Regions from separate parts of the Homo sapiens genome. Here all the other regions are linked to region 1. The links are chromatin loops, found by intact Hi-C in ENCODE. Cell type or tissue: heart left ventricle. All regions are shown on one strand. Region 1 holds the start of LOC105374353 (a long non-coding RNA gene). Region 2 overlaps FAM193A (family with sequence similarity 193 member A). Region 3 overlaps FAM193A (family with sequence similarity 193 member A). Region 4 overlaps POLN (DNA polymerase nu).

Region 1 (5,000 bases):
AGTGGAGCTGCGAGAGCGGCTGGCCCTGCTCAAAGAGAATCAGCGGCGCAAGGAGGAAGAAAAGCGGGATCAAATCATTCAGGGCAAGCACACCAAGAGCCAGGAACTGCAGAACATGGTGGAGCAGATCTCGCTGTGCCGTGCAGCCATGGGGAGATCCGCAGCCTTGAGGTTGGTACTGGGCTCGGGGAGGGTGCCTCTGGGTGGACAGGGAGCATGCTGTAAGCCTGCCTTGCACCCTCCTGGGTGGGTCTCCTAGAAACAACCACCACCCTCCTGCCCAGGAAGTTCCCTTGCCGTAACTCCCCTGACCCCTATTATTGTAGTAGGTGACTTCCAGGCACATGGGAATGGTGCAAAATTCTGCATCCATGGCTCAGAAGCCATGACCCAGATGCAGTCATTTTTGCACCCAGCTCATGGGTCCAACCTTTCACCATATGTGCTTCACGTAGCCAGCTAGCTATTTATGTCTGCAGAAGCATTAGGAAGTAGTTGCAGGAATCAGACACTTTAAACACTTCAGCATACATCTTCTAAAAAAATAGATCGTCCTACATAAACCACAGCACCCTGACACCAATAGAAAATGGAACAAAAATTCCCAACATCACCTAAATATCTCATCTTTTTTCACATTTCCCCAGGTGTCCAAAGACTGTTGGCCAACTGTTTTTTGTTTTTGTTTTTGTTTTTTGAGACAGAGTCTTGCTCTGTCACCAGGCTGGAGTGCAGTGGCGCAATCTCAGCTCACTGCAACCTCTGCCTCCCAGGTTCAAGCCTCAGCCTCCCAAGTAGCTGGGACTACAGGCACACACCACCACGCCCGGCTAACTTTTTGTATTTTAGCAGAGACAGGGTTTCACCATGTTGGCCAAGATGGTCTCGAACTCCTGACCTCGTGATCTGCCCGCCTTGGCCTCCCAAAATGCTGGGATTACAGGTGTGAGCCCAGCCTGGCTAACATTTTTAAAAGACTGTTGCTGTAACTTTTTTTTTCTTTTTAAACCAGGATCTAGTTGAGGGTTGCAGATAGCTCGTTTGCATGCACACACATACAGATGCCTTTTTACTTGTTTGGGGGACAGTCTGGTGATGTTTTTTAGCCCCTTGTGGCTGGCCCCTGGCAGCCAGGTCAGACATGGGCAGGCATGTCCCCTGGTCCTGGGGTCAGGCTGGCCTCTGGGCCCTGGCCTAGTTCCCAGGGAGGCCCAGCTGTTGTAGTAGAGCCTCGTTCAGAGCCTGGCATACAGGGCTCCGGAGACGGTTTCTGAGTGGGACTAGGTGTGGTGGATGGCGGGGCGGACAGAAGGAAGGACTAATCATTGCTGATGGAAGAGAGCCCTTCACTGTTGGTCCTTGGAGGGGCCGCTGCTCTGGTTGCAATTCAGAGGAGGCACAGGGCAACCGCTGCTGGTGCTGTACAGGGCGGGCTGGCTGCCCACCAGCTCCCCAAGGTGGCACACACCTGGACAGCTCATCACTTCCAGCTGCTGGCCACGGCCTGGCAGAGCTCAGACGCAGCCTGGTTGGTGTTAGGGTGCCTCCAAAGGTCTACCTCCTGCTAAAAAAGTTAGAGCGGGCTCAGGCATGCACTTAGGCCCCAGGCCACAAATTCACCAGGGTCGACCTGGACAGTCAGACAAGAGTGGTGGAGACAGGGAACAGCACATGCAAATATCCTAAGGCTGTGAGGTCCACTGACGCCAAAGCCAGCAGGGAACAACACATACAATCAGAAGGATCAAGGGCCATGTCTGCAGGTACCTGTGGAGATGCAGGCCACAGCACCACAGCGTTAGCAGGGGGTACCTCCAGGCAAGAGACAGAAGAGTGCGAGGTCAAAGGAGGCTTTCACATTTGTACCCCAGTTATGCATATAGTTAGTACACCTGTAATACTTTTTTAAAAAAATGTTAAGTTTAAAAAAAAAAAAGCTGCTAGGCGCCGTGGCTCACGCCTGTAATCCCAGCATTTTGGGAGGCTGAGGTAGGAGAATTGCTTGAGCCTGGGAGGTCAAGGCTGCAGTGAGCCATGATCGCGCCACTGCACTCCAGCCTGGGCGACAGAGTGAGACCCTGCCTCAAACAAACAAACAAACAACAACAACAAAAATTAAAGAAAAGAAAAAAAGAGCAAAAGGGTAGATAGAAGTGCTGGAGACTCCCCCAACCCCTCCAGCCCCTGAGCGGTGGTACTGTCTAGGAGCGCGCCGCGGCCCCTGGGCCTCGCTGTCTGTCCTAAATCATTCCGGTGAACCTCTCCGGCTGCGTAGCTCCTTGCCCCCGCGTCGCTTGGACACGGGTGGCATCCTGGGTCTGGCCTGGGCCTCCCGCCGGCCTGCTCCTGAGCCCGCCGCGTCGCCCGCCAGGTGGGAGGAAAAGAAGGCCCTTGCGGCGGCCCCGGCGGCGCCCTCGCAGGACGAGCGCGTGCAGCAGCTGCGGCGCAGGATCTCGGAGAGGGCGGCCGAGCGCAGCAGGCAGGCGGCCTTGCTGCACGTGTCGGCGCCGCGGACCGCGCGCCCCAAGCCCCGGGTGAGTCCGGATTGGTGGGAGGAGCCCGGGCGACTGAAAGCCGGGGCCGGGTGGGGATGGCGGGCGCGGCGCGCAGGGACCGGCGTCCCGGGGCGGGGATGGCGGGGAGATCGGGTCCGGTCCGCGGCCGGGAGATACGCAGCGGCGGGCGCGGGAGGCGGTGGGGGCGTCCCTGCCCGCGCCGACGCGTTCCCCGGCCTGCAGGCGCAGCTAGAGGCGCAGCACTGGCTGGAGCTGGAGCGGAGCCGCGAGCGCAGGCTGCAGGCGCTGCAGCAGGGAGGCTCAGGACCCGGGCCCGCGCGCCGCCTGGAGGCCGCCTGAGCCGGGCCGAGCGCGCCCCACCCGCTTGCGGGCCACCCCCTACACCCGCCGCCCCAATAAAGAGTGCGGCCCGCGGTGCGCGCCTCCTCTTCCTTGGCCGGGCCCCCCTCGGCCCCGGCCCCCCTGCCTCCGCACCCCGACCGCACCCCTCTCCCTTCCTAGCCCCCGTCTGCCCAGAAAAGCATTGCCGGATAAAAGGCAGGACGCCCAGTTACTGCGTGGGGACAAACTTAGGCTAAAAATGTATCCTCTCCTTATCGGGAATTCAACTGAACTGGGCATCCTGCATTTTTATAAGCGAAATCTGGCCACCCCGGCCCAGGTCCTAGCACTTCCCTACAGCCTAGCATAAGGCATTCCTGGTGCGCACCCCTTCGAAACTCCCAGAACCCCTTCAGATGTGGAAATTTGGAACACCCACCCTTTGCCGGCATCCAGGTGGCTTCACCTAGGGAACCCCCGAGACTGAGTGGCGACTGTGAGTGTACGTTTGGCTGGGGAAGTGGCCAGGATTCTTGAGCGCCAACGTTGCACTGGCCCTTCACGCGCCTCCACCATCCTCACTACGGTCCAGGGACGTAGGAACTGGCCTGCCCCTGTTCTGCTGATGAAGCCACAGGTGCTCAAAGAGGCGATGTGACCGGCCTAGAGGGCCAAAACCCAGAGCTGCGCCTGGGAGCACCCCCTCCTCCCCTTTCTCTAGCATCAGAAGCAGCCCAGATCCAACAAGATCAGGGCCAATGGAGGCAGGACTTCACCCAAGGCAGGGACCAAGATGGATTGGTTCTGCAGTGTCCCGGGACTCCGTGGGCTACAGAAGGCTCCACCTTGAGGACAGGCTTGCTGAGTGAACGCCTGCTGGTGACAGCCTCAAGAAGAAAGTACATTAAGCCACCTTCTTCCCAGGAAAGAGAGAAAAGCGTCAAGTCCGTGGGGTGGTGAGCAGAGCAGTAAGGGGTTGGGGAGTGGAAACTGACAGATAAGCTAGATGTCCAGGGGAGATATATTTCCTTCCCCAACTCCCAATATCCTCCTTGGGCCTGCAGAGGAGATGGTGCCTCAGATGAGGAGGCTGAGTCCCAGGGTACACTCAGACCAGGAAGGCAGGCATCTCAGCAGTGACAAGAACAGGCTAAAGGACAAGAGCCCTACTCCAATATTCTGAGTTTGTGAGAACCCCAGGATTTTACCACCCAGGTAGGTAAGGAGAAGAATTTCCACATCTCTGTAGAATTGCAGCTGGGAGCAGATTAAATTTCATTTAAAGAAATAAACATTGGCCAGGCAAGGGGGCTCAAACCTGTAATCCCAGCACTTTGGGAGGCTGAGGCAGGTGGATCACCTGAGGTCAGGAGTTTAAGACCAGCCTGGCCAACATGGTGAAACCCCGTCGCTACTAAAAATACAAAAATTAGCTGGGCGTAGTGGCTGGCGCCTGTAATCCCAGTTACTCGGGAAGCTGAGGCAAGAGAATGGAGTCGCTTGAACCCAGGAGACGGAGGTTGCAGTGAGCTGAGATCGCACCACTCCAGCCTGGTGACAAGAGTCAAACTCCATCTCAAAAAAAAAGAAATAAACATTGCTCATATCCCGTGTTGTGTGATCCAAACCCATTTAATTTGATATTGATGGAATACATTGATGATGCCTGGCCTAGAAAGCCCCTCTGAGCTCTGGGGGTTTCAAAGGGGGATTTATTAGCTCTCATAATGCCAATCCAAAGGCAGCAGACTTCAGGATGTACCCGATCCAGGAGCTCAGTCTCCACTCTGGTAGCAGTTCCAGCCTGAGGAACAAAGAACAGTTGCCCCAGTCTCATTGGCCTGAATTGAACATACTTGGGCTGAGCCAGTTCCTGCAGTGAGGGAAGGTCTGCATGGGTGCCTGAAGCAAGCACTGTGGCAAGGCAGGGGAATTACCCTTCACCTAGAAGGTTGGCCTCTGGAGCAGAGGGGAGATGTGGCAGCTAACAAATTGAGGGTACTATTGGCAACACTGTTGGTTGGCAGGTAACAAGGTCTTCCCCTGCCCCCTCCTGGACTGAGCAGCCGCTTAGAGCTAGCTTGAGAGCACGTGGGGCCTCTCCTCATACAAACCTAGGTGGGAGCAGGCCTCGGACCATTCCCTAAAGTTGTGGCCTGGGAG
Region 2 (5,000 bases), 160 kb after region 1:
TAGCATGCTCAGGCTGCTGCAACAAAATGCCATGGGCTAAGCTGCTTGTAAACAGCGGACATTTATATCTTATAGTCTGGAGGGCTGGAAGGTCTAAGATCAAGGTGCTGGCAGATTGGTGCCTGGGAAGGGCCAAGCTTTGGTTCATAGCTGGTGCCCTCTCTCTGTCCTCGTGCGGTGGAAGGATGTGGCAGCTCTCTGGGGCCTTCTTTATAAAAGGACACTAATTCCATTCACGAAGACTCCGACCTCATGACCTAATCACCACCTAAAGGCCCTACTTCCTGATACATTACCTTAGGGGTTAAAATTTCAACTTATGAACGGGGGCGGGCGGGGGCACAAACATTCAGAACAGAGCAAAACATTCAGACCTTTGGGCACTTCTGAGACCTTGGTAGGGACTTCGTGCTGGACTGTCTAGTGGAAACTGTGTGACACAACCAGCCTGCCCCCAACCCCCTACCACTGCTGTCCCGCACTCTGCCCCCCTTCCCTCATGGTGTAATTCTGGGGTCTGCTTCCCCAGCAGGACCTATTTGGGGTGGGATTCTTTCAGGATGACACAAGCTCTTACCCTCCTGTGTGCTGGCGGCAGCTGAGCTGGGTCCCCTGCTGTCTTTTTTTTTTGAGACGGAGTCTTGCTTTGTCACCAGGCTGGAGTGCGGTGGCGCGATCTCGGCTCACTGCAAGCTCTGCCTTCGGGTTCAAGCAATTCTCCTGCCTCAGCCTCCCGAGTAGCTGGGACTACAGGCGAGCGCCACCACACCCAGCTAATTTTTGTGCTTTTTTAGTAGAGACAGGGTTTCACCATGTTGGCCAGAAGGGTCTCGATCTCTTGACCTCGTGATCTGCCCGCCTTGGCCTCCCAAAGTGCTGGGATTACAGGCGTGAGCCACCGCGCCTGGCCGGTCCCCTGCTGTCTTAATCCTCTGCCCACTTAGCAACGCTCAGGCTTTTCTGCTGCAGGGTCTTACCTGCAAGGCCTGCACCAGTGTCTGTGTGACCCAACTCCACAGCACCTGCCACAGGCCCTTGGGAGTTTCCTTGTGCTTGGCTCAGCAGCAGACTGGGGTAGTGCAAGCATCTGAACAGACCTTGCCAAGTCCAGCCCAGGGTGAGCCCCAGGCTCCTTGCCACAGGCCACCACCCGTCTCTCTGGGGGCTTGTCTCAGTGGCTTCATGCTTGACTGGGGGAGGGGTTGGTGAGGAGAGCACACTTTTCCTTGTGGGGACCAGAGTGGGAATAGTGCAATACTCAAGACTTAGGTGAATTCCTTTCTGGAAGTCTCTCTTGTGACTGTATTTCTTTTCCTCATGCTGTGGGGGTCAGGGGGATGCAATGATTATGGAGCTGGCAGCCCCTGTCATGAGCCTGGGGAAGGCTCTCTAGCACCCTGCATCACCCTGTGGGCACCCTCAGCTCTGAGACCTGAGCCCTGAGCCCCTGTTCCCAAGGAGCAGAGTCCTTCTCAGGGCCTCTTCTAGAAGGAGCCTTGGTGCCGATGGAAGGGTAACTGAGCGGGAGGAGGAACCTAGGGTTGTGTTGTGTTCTCTAGTTGTTGTTGGTGAAATCCTTTTGGCGTGGGACATAGGAAGGTCTTTGCCCAATGTTCTCTCTCTCTTTTTTTTTTTGAGACAAAGTCTCGGTCTGTTTCTCAGGCTGGAGTGCGGTGGCGCGATCTCGGCTCACTGCAACCTCAGCCTCCCGAGTAGTTGAGATTACAGGCGTGCCCCACCATGCCTGGCTAATTTTTGTGTATTTAGAAGAGACGGATTTCACCGTGTGGGTCAGGCTGGTCTTGAACTCCTGACCTCAGGTGATCCGCCTGCCTCGGCCTCCCAAAGTGCTGGGATTATAGGCGTGAGCCACTGCCCCCGGCCAAGTGTTCTCTTTCTTAAGCCTCCTTGTTCCTCAGAGCAGGCAGTGCAGGCTATGGGATTCCCCAGGACGGAGAGGCCTCTGCCCCGGCTGCTTGATGCAAGGCTCAGAGAGGCCACTAGGTTTCTACCATGTGCTGTCTCAGGCAACCGTGGGCATATCACTTTCCAGAGGTGCCCACTGAGGTGGTCATTGTGTGTGCTGATTAGGACAGTGGGAGTAAAACTGTTCCTTTTTAAATTTAATATAAATTAATTTTTAAACTTTTTAAAAAAATTTATATAGAGATGAGGTCTTGCTGTGTTACCCAGGCTGGTCTCAAACGTCTGGGCTCAAGTGGTCCTCCCATCTCGGCTTCCCAAAATGGTGGGATTACAGGCGTGAACCGCCATGCCCAGCCGAATTGTTTCCTTTTTGTATGTATGTGTGTGTCTGTGTGACAATGTCTCTGTCACCCAGACAGGAGTGCAGTGGGGCATGATCACGGCTGACTATAGCCTCAACTTCCCAGGCTCAAGTGATCCTGTCACCTCAGCCTCCTGGGTAGCTGGGACTACAGGCGGGCACCAACACGCCCGGCCTATTTTTTGTATTTCTTGTAGCAGTGGTGTTTCACCATGTTGCCCAGCGATCCACCCACCTCAGACTCCCAAAGTGCTGAGATTACAAGTGTGAGCCACTGTATCTGGCCAAGATAGTTTCTTTTCAATGTTTAGGTTTTACAGTTTTTTAAAAGGCATTTTTCCTGAACAGTTAATAAAAAATTGATGCCGTGAACATTTTAACATAACTGGTCTATTCTGTTCTCTTTTTAAAACAGAGCCAAGATTTTCTTCTTCACTCCTCGCTTGGTGGCTCCCAGCCAGAGGCCGGCAGTGGTGGGAGGCTCGCTCTGGGTGCACAGACGCTGCCTTCAGACACCGCATGCTCGTGCGAGGCCTGCAGTGAGCGCAGGTATGTGACGTGTGTGCCACGTTGCTCACACCTGTCCACAATGACATGCAGACCTGCATATTGGAGCTGGACGGAGAAACTGGGCTAATGTGACAGACAGCAACAAGAGTAAGGCAGTTGCTTCGCTATTGAGAGAAAGAACCATATGAGTAAGACAAAAACTGTTGCTCTTGAGGAACTGGCACTAGGAAGCATCCTCAGAACAAGAGAAGGAGTCCTTAAATAATCAGAATCTAAGAGCAGCCTCAGTGAATGAGAGGAGCGATGGGGGAGAGCCTGACTGGCTGCTTCTCAGTGGCTGAGGGGAGAGCCCTGGAGCTCATCTTTTTTTTTTTTTTTTTTTTTTTTTGAGACAGGGTCTGGCTCTGTCCCCCAGGCCGGAGGGCAGTGGCGTGATCTCCGCTCACCACAACCTCCGCCTTCCAGGCTCAAGTGATCCTCCCACCTCAGTCCCGGTATCTGGGACTACAGGCGCGCACCACCATGTCGGGCTAATTTTTGTATATTTTATAGAGATGGGGCTTCGCCATGTTGCCCAGGCTGGTCTCAAACTCCTGGACTCAAACGATTAGCCCGTCTTCACCTCCCAGAGTGCTGGGATTACAGGCATGAGCCACCATGCCCAGCCCAGGAGCACATCTAAAAATGCTCTGTGCTCTGGCTCAGGAAGGAATGCATGTAGCCAAGTGGGGGCCAAAGGGTGGGGGCAAAGCTGCCCATTAAGTACCTTGGAGGTGAAGGCCAGGTCAGCAGTGGGGATGTGGGTACCCTAATTGTGGACATTAGCCACAGATGCTCCTGTCATCTGTGCAGTGGCTAAGATCTTACGCAGAGTGCACCCTAGGAGCTGTGCTGGGGATGCCATCACCCCCCTGCACTGACAGCAGCCTGATTGCCGGCTCCTGGGAGCTGGGCAAGGTGCAAGAGCCTGGGAGGTCCTCTGAGGACAGTGTGCTAGGTGAGGAAGGGCAGCAGATTGTGGTGACTTTCTAACCTTCCTGTGTTGTCTCACAGAGAAATTTCGGCAGAGGCGGACCGGGAACCTCAGCAGCTGCAGAACTACTGGTCAGAAGTGCGCTACACGGTGCGCTGCATCTACCGCCAGGCAGGAACCCCGCTGGCAGATGACCAGGACCAGTCTCTGGTGCCTGACAAGGAGGGAGTGAAGGAGCTCGTGGATAGGTACATACTGCCCTTTCCTGTTGTGGCCCCATGCAAACCCCTGCCCTCCCTGCTGCACTTGGAGCCACTCCTTTCAGGATGGGCTTTCCTTACAGTGCTCAGCTGGGTTTGCTTAGCCTTTGGTGCCTGTCAAGACTGCAGCAGATGAACTGGCAAAAGTGAGCCCCCTAGGTCAAACGTCTTGAATTTTTCTGATTTTGATGAAACGCTATTGCCTGTATAATTACACAAGAAATGTTTCTGTCACTTGTTTGTGTGAAGACTGATAATAATACCTTCCTTTTTGAGTCCCCCTGTGCCAGGGATGATGCAGAGTACTTTTACAAGCACTCTTGCCTTTATCAACCCAAGGAGAAAGGCCGAGTTAGCCCATTTATGAAGTGAAAAAATGGGGGCTCTGTGAGGTTGGGTAGCTTGTGTATGTGCCTGTGGTTCATGAGGCCAAGACAGCTGAGGCGTGCCTGGCCGTGTGGCTGTTTCTCATGATGCCGCAGCCGTTCTTCAGCAGATACCTTATGCTCAGTAACCACACAGAATTTGAGGTGGCCATAATTTTTATTCTTCCTTATAGTTTGATGTAACTTTTTTTTTTTTTTTTTTTGAGATGGAGTCTTGCTCTGTCAGCCAGGCTGTAGTCCAATGGCGTGATCTTGGCTCACTGCAACCCCTGCCTCCCGCATTCAAGCTGTTCTTATGTCTCAGCCTCCAGAGTAGCTGGGATTACAGGTGCCCACCACTGTGCCCGGCTAATTTTTGTATTTTTAATAGAGATGGGGTTTCACCATGTTGGTCAGGTTGGTCTCTAACATAATCCACCTGCCTTGACCTCCCAAAGTGCTGGGATTACAGGCGTGAGCCACTGCGTCCGGCAACATAACATATTTTTATGTTTTTTGAAATGTTTCAAATGAAAGCAACTTATTTGAGATGGCCATTTCATGGGTTGATTCTCATTTGGGTTTCTTTCTCACATTTTGAATGC
Region 3 (5,000 bases), 170 kb after region 1:
TACAACTCATTTCTGTTAGAGTGATGAACTCAAACTGGTTTCTCCTGGTGATGGGTTATGGACGAATTTTTATTATTACATCAGTGGTTTTAGGTTTCCATCTAGAGGCTCCTGGATTAAAATACAATTAAATTTAACCATAGCAATGCCAGTACTGTAGAATACGTTTTAAAATGTGCATTATCGGCCGGGTGCGGTGGCTCACGCCTGTAAGTCCCAGTACTTTGAGAGGCCAAGGCGGGCGGATCACAAGGTCAGGAGATCGGGACCATCCTGGCTAACATGGTGAAACCCCGTCTCTACTAAAAATACAAAAAATTAGCCGGGCGTGGTGGCGGGCACCTGTAGTCCCAGCTATTCGGGAGGCTGAGGCAGGAGAACTGTGTGAACCCAGGAGGTGGAGCTTGCAGTGAGCCGAGATCACACCATTGCACTCCAGCCTGGGCGACAGAGTGAGACTCCATCTCAAAAAAAAAAAAAAAATGTGGATTATCATACACATTTGTGTCAAAAATAATGGATTATCCCAAAGTTTGGCCTGAAATTCATGAAAATGCTCATTGCATTTGTGGCTTAGTCATGTTGCATGTATTTTTTTTTTCCTACTCTTCAGCCTACAAATTTTATTTTACACACCTTTATTGCTTTTTTGGTGGGATAATTGTTAAAAAAAAAAGATAAACTGTGTCTAAAGTTTCCTCTTTTGATAAGCCTAATACAAACCCATTTGGATTGTACACTGAACTTCTAGAAAGAAGGAAAGAGCAGGCTGCCGCAGATCTGCAGCCAGGTGGCACCTCTCCTGGGATCAGTGCTTTTTACTTGTTAACATATAAGCCTTTAAAAGAGTTGTCCCCAGCCTCGTGTCTGAGCATGTTGTCTGGGGCCAGCTGCTGAGAAGTGGTAGCGTGCTCTTCCAGCTGTGTGAGTTTACGCAAGTCACCCAACCTGTGTGGGCCAAAATGTCCCCTCTGTAAAGCAGGCACTGAACCCACACACAGCGAACTGAATTAGTGCACGTGCACGGACAGTGCTGTACAGAGAAAGCTCAATAAATGTCACTTGCTGTTCCCTAGTGACACTCTGTGCCCCGGATTCCCCATCCATTAGGTGGGGTGATTGTGCTTCTCACAGGTGGTTATGAGGAAGGTGACTGTGTGGTCATCTAGAGGTGGCCACCTGTGGAAGGGCTTCAGAAAAGATGCTCACTGACATCAGAGCACCCATGGGCCCTGGTGGGCAGGCCCTGGTGACCCTCTTCTCTGTGCAGGCTCTGCGAGAGGGACCCCTACCAGCTGTACCAGCGTCTGGAACAGCAAGCTCGAGAGTATGTGCTGGAGATGAAGGTCCGCCTGCTCCGGCAGCTGTCGGCTGCGGCCAAGGTGAAGGCACCATCTGGCCTGCAGGGCCCGCCGCAAGCGCACCAGTTCATCTCCCTCCTGCTTGAGGAGTACGGCGCCCTCTGCCAGGCCGCACGCTCCATCAGCACCTTCCTTGGCACTCTGGTAAGAGAGAAAACGTGTTTTTCTTTCTGTTTGGATGAGCTGAAGAGAAGCATGTGGCAAGAGGAAGCTTCTCACGCATGTGTGCCGACCTCGCTGTCACACCCCCACACACTGTGATAGGCCCCTCTTCTCTACGGGAGAGGACCTGTTTCCTCTCCTCTTTGTCTTTCCTCTGGACTTTGCCACTGGATAAAAGCATTGGGTGGATTGATAAGCAGGTGACACCTCATGGTAGTACTGTTTGGAGGACCTTGAGGCCCAGGGAACGAGGCATGGGGGCAGTGTGAGGGGAGCACTGATGTGTGCCTTTATAAGGAGACAGAGAAATCTCCGGTGTCTTACTTAGGTTGTTCATTCTTTCGTTGCTGTAGACAGAGCTGGTATTAGGTGAAATGCCCATGAAGAGCATGAAGGCTGTAGAGAACAGCTTGTTTACCGCCCAGTGGCGTTCATTCATTCATGCAGGCATGCATGCACTCAGCAAGCCAGCACTGAGTTAAGGATCTGCTTGCAGTCTCAAGACAGGCCCTATCACCATCCTTGCCAATGGGGATCTGACAGTCCTAACAAAAGAGACACACAGATGGGTCCGGTTGCCTCAAAAGAGGAATCACTACATTGGGTGGAAGGAGCATGGTATAGAAATATGGTTACAAGTAGGCTGCGGTCAATCCTCAACAGCCTCAGTGCCCCCACGCTTTGGAAGGAGACCAGAGACAAGCCCTCAAAGCTTCCTTGACTGTTACTAATAGTCTATGGAGTTTTTCATCACTTAAACTTTATTATTAAATAATACTTAACTGTATTTGGGTGCTAGTTTTGGGTGCTTTCTTTCTTTTAATAAAGAAAAGGAATTTATTTCTCATGGTTAGGAAGGCTGAGAAGTCTAAGTTTGAGGGGCCACATCTGGTGAGAGCTTTCTTGCAGGTGGGGACTTGGACTCTGAACAGAGTCCAAAGGTGGTACAGGGCATCACATGGCGAGAGGGCTGAGCATCAGTTTTGGGTGCTTTCTTAGTGGTAAACCTACATTTTGAAACAAATACAGTAAGCATTGGCCTTGGTCTTTATCTGATTCTCAAGTTGATGGACCCTCTTAGAAAAATTTACATACAGCCCGGGTGTGGTGGCTCATACCTGTAATCCTCGCACTTTGGGAAGCCAAAGTGGGAGGATCACTTGAGCCCAGGAGCTTGAGACTAGCCTAGGCAACATGGGGAGACCCCACCTATACCAAAAAAATTTAAAATTAAATTAACCAGGCGTGATGACGCATGCTACTCAAGAGGCTGTGAGGCAAGAGGATCATTTGAGCTCAGGGTTGAGGCTGTGGTGAGCCAGTGTACTCCAGCTTGGGAATAGAGTGAGATCCTATCTCAAAAAGAAAAGAAAAAATTACATACATGTAATTGTAAGTCATTTCAGGGGGTTCACAGACTTCCTCAAGCTTCACTGCGCCAAGCCATGGGGAGGTATCTATTCTGAGAAGAGGTAGCGAGGTGAATGGGTAGGGTGAGGGGTGGGGGTGGGGCAGGGGGGCAGTTATCCTGTTTCAAGGTCTGAGTCCACTGGGTAGTGCCACCAGGCTTCCTTCTGGTACCTCGTCCTTCCTCTGGCATCTCTCGCAGCACAGCCTCCCCGTCTCTACCTGAGAGTCTGCCTGCCCTTCAGAGGTTCAAATCCAGAGCCCCTCCTCTGTCTTCTACAAGAACACTGGCTCAGGTTAAGAAGGATGCTCTCCAGCCCACCTAAACCTGGTGCCCAGAGAGACTCTGGTAGTGAAGACAGCAGCTGTTGCTGCTCTCCAGAAAATGCTGGCGAGGTCTGCACCTCCTCAGATAGTTACTGTAGGATACTGTTTTATGAAGCTGACAAAAATTAATTTGAACCATATTTATTAGAGCAAATTCCTAGCAGTTGACATAGAAATAATTTCTTGTGGCTTGAGGCCGGGTGCGGTGGCTCACGCCTGTAATTCCAGCACTTTGGGAGGCCGAGGCAGGCAGATCACCTGAGGTCAGGAGTTCAAGACCAGCCTGGCCAATATGATGAAACCCCGTCTCTACTAAAAATAACAAAAATTAGCCGGGCATGGTGGCGGGCGCCTGTAGTCCCAGCTACTCGGGAGGCTGAGGCAGGAGAATCACTTGAACCCGGGAGGCAGAGGTTGCATTGAGCCAAGATTGTGCCAGTGCACTCCAGTCTGGGCAACAGAGCGAGACTCTGTCTCACACACAAAACAAAACAAAATAAAAAAGAAATAATTTCTTGTGGCTTGAAAAAAATGCATACACCCAGAAGCTGTTTGATTAGTGTCTTTTTTCACTTCCTTTACACATAGAAATACCCACATTGATTTCTAGGGGTCCAGCAGACTAGATACCCTTAACTATTCCTTCCTCCAAGGGAAACAACTGAATTTACTAGATAATAAAAAAATAAGCCAGGCGTGGTGGCTTACGGCTATAATCCCAGCACTTTGGGAGGCCGAGGTGGTTGGATCACCTGAGGTCAGGAGTTAGAGACCAGCCTGGCCAACGTGATGAAACCCCGTCTCTACTAAAAATGCAAAAAATTAGCCTGGCGTGGTGGCACGCGCCTATAATCCCAGCTACTTGGGAGGCTGAGGCAGGAGAATTGCTTGAACCTGGGAGGTGGAGGTTGCAGTGAGCCGAGATGGGGCCGCTGCACTCCAGCCTGGGCAACAAGAGCAAAACTCCGTCTCAAAAAAAAGATGAAATCTTTTAAAGTGTATGGCTGAGATGGCATGAAAGGGAGTAAGTCGTAGTGGTGAAAAACCAATTGAAAGCTGGAATCCTGAGAAATACATGGGCTTGAAAGTCAGCATTTGCTGTGGGTATTTCTTCTGATCCTGGGAGACAAGAGACAACCTAGCCCAGGATGGGGTCTGCACATAATGCTGGGACTGTAAGTGACGACACTAGTAAGGTTGAAGTGGAAACTCCGAGCACCGAAAGGGACAGCAGGGATCTGCAGCTCTCGTGGCCTTGGGGTGGAGATGCAGGGAGTACAGCTTCCCAGAGACTTGGTAGCTGTCAGCCAGCTGCCACATGAGCTGGAGTGTGAATAAATGTTGGTGTGGTATGAACAGCCCAAGCCTGGAAGTTACTTTACAGTGGTCCAGGATTGCTGGTAAAGTCAGGCAGCATGCAGATCACCTCTGGAAACCTTCAATCTGACCTCAGAGAATTCGAATAGATAAAATCCCCCCAAATGAGCAGCTCACAGTAAAAAAAGTCATAAAACACAAGGTTCATGACAGCACAGTTAAAAGCCAGCAGAAGCAGTAGACAGAATCACATAACAAAGATATTTAAATTTTCAAAAAAGAATATAGAGTAACTTTGTTAACTGTGCTTAAAGAAGCTTTGTAAAAGTTTGAAATTGGGAGTTAAGGATTAATACTCTAAAGAATGATAATTCAGATTTGAAAAAATATCAAAACTAGAAACAAAAACTTTTTTTAGAGATGATA
Region 4 (5,000 bases), 240 kb before region 1:
TAACACTGGGGCCACTTCTCCTTCCACACAAAGTAGATAGTCAAGGGGCACCACCCAACGTTCTACCCATTGGGTTTCCCTTGAGCACTGTCTTCCAGGGCTGCCTAAATCAGGCTGTTCAGAGCCCACCCACCATGAACCAAGCTCTAACTTTTCCTGCCTCCATCAGCTGGTCTTAAGGCTGCCCCCGTCAGAAGTACCAGTGCCAGCACCAATGATGTCATGGGTTCTGGGCCACATGAAAAGCTTGGTTGTGCCTGCTTGTACCTAGTACTAAATGAGCCACTTCCAACTTGCAATGGACAGCTGCATGCCCACCTCTCAGTGGGTCTGACAGAACCAGCTCATGCTGGCAGTTCTGGCTCATGGTCACTTGATGTCACCATGGCCTCACGCTCCATCTCTACCAGGGCCCAGTAGCATGACAGTTTTGTTTTTGAAAAATTTATAATTTGTTTCTGCAGATAGCATTGCCTTGCTCCAGAGTTCTAGGAGTCTGCATTGAGATTCTTCTGTTGGGGCTTTGCCTTAAGCTTCACATGGCATCTTTCCCCACTACAGATACCTCTAACATCACAAGGTCTGTTGGGTTGGAAGTCCAAGTAGCTGAGCCACTTGCTTCACAGCCTAGGCCTCTTACAGGATGCTTTCCTATGCAGTATTCCCAATGTGGAATATGCTGCCTCCACTCCCTAAACCCAGAGATGCCTATCAGGTGTTATGGTTCACTCTTAATGGTTATGTGGTTAACCACGTTGCAGGATGACTCGACCAGTTAACATCTTCATTCTTAATGCTTCATTCTTAAAAATGCAGTAATTTAGCCAGGTGTGCACTTGTAGTCCCAGCTACTCGGGAGACTGAAGCAGATCACTTTGACCCCAAGAGTTTGAGGCCAGCCTGAGCAACACAGTAAGACCCAGTCTCTTGGGGAAAAATAAAAAATAAAAAAAGGTGGCCAGGCGTGGTGGCTCATGCCTGTAATCCCAGCACTTTGGGAGGCCAAGGCAGGCGGATCATCTAAGGTCGGGAGTTCGAGACCACCCTGACCAACATGGAGAAAGCCCGTCTCTACTAAAAATACAAAAAAAAAAAAAAAAAATTAGCCAGGCATGGTGGCGCATCCCTGTGATCCCAGCTACTTGGGAGGCTGAGGCAGGAGAATCGCTTGAACCTGGAAGGCGGAGGTTGTGGTGAGCTGAGATTGTGCCATTGCACTCCAGCCTGGGCAACAAGGGTGAAACTGCCTTAAAAAAAAAAAGGCACTAATTTGTCCTTTACTTGCAAGGGGATATCCTACCTATCCTCAGACCACTGAACTTCCAAAAACTTCATGGTTGTGGTGGGCCCCAGAATATCTGTGTGCTTATCTCCCATGTTTTGGACAGCAAGACAGCTAACAAACTTGCCATTTCTTGCTTATGCTGATTGGCATGATGTCATCAAAACAGTGGGTGGCGGGATAACATAGCACTGGGGCAAGGTGCAAATTTATATTGTCCATTCAGAGTGAATATTTCTGCAGGGATGGAAAAGAATGTGTTCACCAAATCAATAATTGCATTTCATATACCTGAGGCCTTGTTAATTGCATATGCCACATCCAGCCCACCAGCTGTCATTAGGGCTATAACTTGGTCACAACTATTTGTGGTGTCAATTGTTATTCTCCAGGATCTGACTTCTGTGAGCACCTACCTGGTGAATTAAATGAACATATGACAGGGACCACCCTGTGCCCTGAATCCTGTAGGGGTTTAAGGATGGCACTAACTTCTGCCATTTCTCCTAGGTTGCCATATTGCTATACTAATTCACTATCTTTGCTGGGAAGGCAGTTTCAGCGTCATCCACTTGAGCTTACTCACTAGGAGAGCTCTCATCCTCAGGCCAAGGAGCCAGTACCTGAGGGTTCTTCCAACAGTCTGTTCATTCCAAATAACATGTGGGGACTTGGAAAATGGCTTCGGAGTGAGCCCTCCCATTATAGTGTAATCTGGGCCAAGGTTCCATTTATTGCTTGAGTCCTTGCGCCTCTGACGGAGAAACCATGATGATACTTTAGGTCTCCAGGTATCAATATCATATGAATGTTTCAGTATCCCTTTCCCCCTTGTATAAGTTCCCAGAGTAAATGGCCACAGGTTTCCCTGGCGGAAAGACAGGAAAAATAACTGCCATATACACTCACTATGGTGTTGCATAATCCTTCCTCCTGGGGACCTGGCCTCTCCTTCAGTCAGTTGGTTCCAGGTCTGAAGTCACTTTACGAGAACTGTATCTACCCTGCTTCTGACAGGCAGCACCACCTGGCCTCTATGTCAGGATCCTATCTCCCTGACTGTTATCAGGAGGCATCTCCTATTATCAGCCCTGGTCTATAGCAGACACCACTGAGATTCTCAGTGAAGCCGATGCTCCCCACTCCCTCATCAGCTTTCATTATTGCTTCGGTAAATAGAGCATCCAGAGCGCCCTTCTGCAGAACAATGTTACCTGCTGAGTTTCCCAGCCCTCCACAATATGGCCATTCTAGCATGTCCACCTCTCCTGGCTTTTCATGCCTTCTTTTACCATCTGCCCTGGCAGTTCTAATCTTTCTCCTTCACTTAGTATGAACCCTCTCCTACAAGGAACTAAAAGCCATCCTAGCAGTATGTTGGCACCACCTCTTGGAATCTTCATCGGGTTGTCAAATCCAGTGTCTCTGAAGTGATCCCGCATAAATAAACTCTCCCTTATCCAACCTTAGTTCCACCTGCCTTGATCCAGCACCCTCAGACCCAGCCCACCATAGGTACTCTCCCAGGCCTGCTTGTATATGGCCAGTTAGGTCCTGCAGTTCCTTTGGAGTAGAATCTCTTTCGTCCCTGTGCCAGTTATCAACATACTGTCTCCCAGCTACAAATTCGCCTCTCAGCTACAAATTCACCCCTCGTTGCACCCCACGCCCTACAGAAAATACACCTCCTTTGCCACCTGGCACGATGTTAAGCTCCGTCAGCAGAGGGTGCTAGAGGGACGCTGTCAGAGATGAGGCCTCTGCTGTGCTTTGCTTTGCTTTCCTTTCTTCTTGCTCCTGCAGCTCTTAACCAGTGTACTAGACACCCATGAGCAGCCCCACTGGCCACTTCCCAGCTACTTCTGCAGACATTCTAGCCAGCCCTCCAGCAAGTTTCAGTCAATCCCCGTGGGCAGCTTCCTACTGAGTTTCACAAGCACCCCTACCAACTTCTCAGTGAGTTTAGTGATACCCCATAGGTGGGTTCCCACTTGCCAGACTGACTGGCACTTCAGCCAACTTCTTGGCCACCCAGTGGGCTACATCCACAACCTCTGACAGTCTGAATCTCGGCCTTGAGGGGAGAGACCCTGCTAAATTTGTCCCTTCCTTCGGCACCCCACTTCAGCCCTAGCAGGGGAGGCTGCTCCCTGTCTGCTCTTGCTGGATTCTTTAGAGTTTTCTCTAAAGCTATTCCTGGTAGCTACTCCTGCTAGTTAGTAATGCCTTAAACATTCCCTGTTCAAATTACTCTACGGTTTCTGTCCCTTGACTGGACTGTAACAGGCCCAGTACTTTTCGACAGGGTTATTTTGTGACTTAATGACCAGGAGAGGAGGAGGGGGCCGCAAAAAAGAAAAAGCCTGAACAAAACATTTATGAATCTTTTCACAATTTCTTATGAAATGACATACGTATGCATGTGTATAACTATACAAAAAGATCTGGGGAATTATGAACTTTGTTTGTTTTTTCTGTTTCTCCCTCCCCATCCCAAAAACTTCTCCTGAAGTATTATTACATAATGACGGAGCATGTCTTATTTTTCAAGACAGAAGCTCTCCATTGTTCTCCAGCAAAGGTGGGGGGAAGCGCTCAGGGTGGGGCCATTTCTGCAGGTCTCAGAGGTATCTGATACTCAAGATTTATTTTTTAAATAAAATTTATTATTATTATTTTTGAAACAGGGTCTCACTCTGTTACCCAGGCTGGAGTGCAGTGGCACAATCTCAGCTCCCTGCAACCTCCACCTCCCAAGCTCAAGCAACAGTCCCCCTTCCTCAGCCATCCAAATAGCTGGGATTCCGTGCCATCATGCCCCACTAATTTTTTGCAGAGATAACTGTGAAAGGAAAATAAAATCTTGGGAATCCCAAGTCACTAAGCTAAAGGGAAAAGTCAAGGTGGGAACTGCTTAGGGCAAACCTGCCTCCCATTCTATTCAAAGTCAAATTCTATGCCTCTGAGGTTCACCTGAGACAAATGGGGATCTGATTGCTTCCCCTCCCCACTGTTTATGTAAAAATACAGATTCACTAAATTGTGTATTCAGTGGAAGGCTGATCAAGGACTCAAAAGAATGCAACCTTTTGTCTCTTACCTACTTTTTGTTTGTTTTTGAAACAGAGTCTCATCCTATCCTTCAGGCTGGAGTGCAGTGGTGTGATCTTGGCTCACTGCAACCTCCACTTCCTGGTTCAAGGGATTCTCCTGCCTCATCCTCCCGAGCAGCTGGGATTACAGGCACCTGCCACCATGCTCGGCTAATATTCGATTTTTAGTAGAGACAGGGTTCCACCACGTTGGCCAGTCTGGTCTTGAACTCCTGACCTCAAGGGATCCACCCGCCTCAGCCTCCCAAAATACTGGGATTACAGGGGTGAGCTATCGCACCTGGCCCCTCTTATCTAATTCTAACCTGGAAGCCCCCTCTTCGAGTTGTCCCGCCTTACCAGACCGAACCAATTACATCTTACACATATTGAGGTTTCATGTCTTCCTAAAATGTTTAAAAGCAAACTACCCCCAGCCACCTTGGGCACGTCTCAGGACTTCCTAAGGCTGTGTCATAGGCATGTCCTTAACCTAGGCAAAATAAACTTTCTAAATTGAGACCTGCCTGTTATTTTGCATTCACATGGGTTTCGCCATGTTGCCCAAACTGGTCCGATACTCAAGATTTTTTTTTTCTTGGCTCCCTGTGGTATTTCAATCAAGA

Evidence for each region. Peaks named below come from ENCODE experiments on the same cell type or tissue, not always from the same donor. Only the 100,000 strongest peaks of a DNase experiment are listed, where the experiment ranks them.
Region 2: it touches region 1 in a loop (2.4-fold over the local background); 2 of 110 quality-filtered maps call a loop at or near these places.
Region 3: it touches region 1 in a loop (3-fold over the local background); 2 of 110 quality-filtered maps call a loop at or near these places.
Region 4: it touches region 1 in a loop (3-fold over the local background); 62 of 110 quality-filtered maps call a loop at or near these places.

The regions. Positions count from the first base shown.
Region 1 is chr4:2,460,072-2,465,071 of GRCh38, forward strand. CFAP99 (cilia and flagella associated protein 99) reads left to right here. Exons shown (of 16, transcript NM_001193282.4): 14 at 1-171; 15 at 2,372-2,534; 16 at 2,739-2,931. The coding sequence ends at 2,855. LOC105374353 (a long non-coding RNA gene) reads left to right here and starts at 2,933. Exons shown (of 2, transcript XR_007057992.1): 1 at 2,933-4,052. It overlaps LOC107986250 (a long non-coding RNA gene), which reads right to left. Exons shown (of 2, transcript XR_001741551.3): 2 at 4,451-4,641. RefSeq lists a silencer at 2,340-2,959 and an enhancer at 3,377-3,876. In heart left ventricle, CTCF peaks have their summits at 2,836 (motif pointing left) and 3,035; DNase peaks (open chromatin) are centred at 1,430, 2,503 and 2,810; H3K4me3 peaks cover 1,191 bases.
Region 2 is chr4:2,622,560-2,627,559 of GRCh38, forward strand. It overlaps FAM193A (family with sequence similarity 193 member A), which reads left to right. Exons shown (of 21, transcript NM_001366318.2): 3 at 2,703-2,836; 4 at 3,851-4,018. Among named protein-coding and RNA genes, the nearest start is that of FAM193A, 88 kb to the left of the region's middle. RefSeq lists an enhancer at 1,155-1,949. In heart left ventricle, no CTCF peak of the experiment used is centred here; no DNase peak of the experiment used is centred here.
Region 3 is chr4:2,629,665-2,634,664 of GRCh38, forward strand. FAM193A (family with sequence similarity 193 member A) reads left to right here. Exons shown (of 21, transcript NM_001366318.2): 5 at 1,271-1,505. Among named protein-coding and RNA genes, the nearest start is that of FAM193A, 96 kb to the left of the region's middle. RefSeq lists enhancers at 828-1,329, 1,330-1,829. In heart left ventricle, no CTCF peak of the experiment used is centred here; no DNase peak of the experiment used is centred here.
Region 4 is chr4:2,217,194-2,222,193 of GRCh38, forward strand. All of the region lies in intron 3 of POLN (DNA polymerase nu), which reads right to left. Among named protein-coding and RNA genes, the nearest start is that of HAUS3, 22 kb to the right of the region's middle. RefSeq lists a silencer at 2,937-3,026 and an enhancer at 3,968-4,892. In heart left ventricle, CTCF peaks have their summits at 3,001 (motif pointing right) and 3,200; a DNase peak (open chromatin) is centred at 3,008.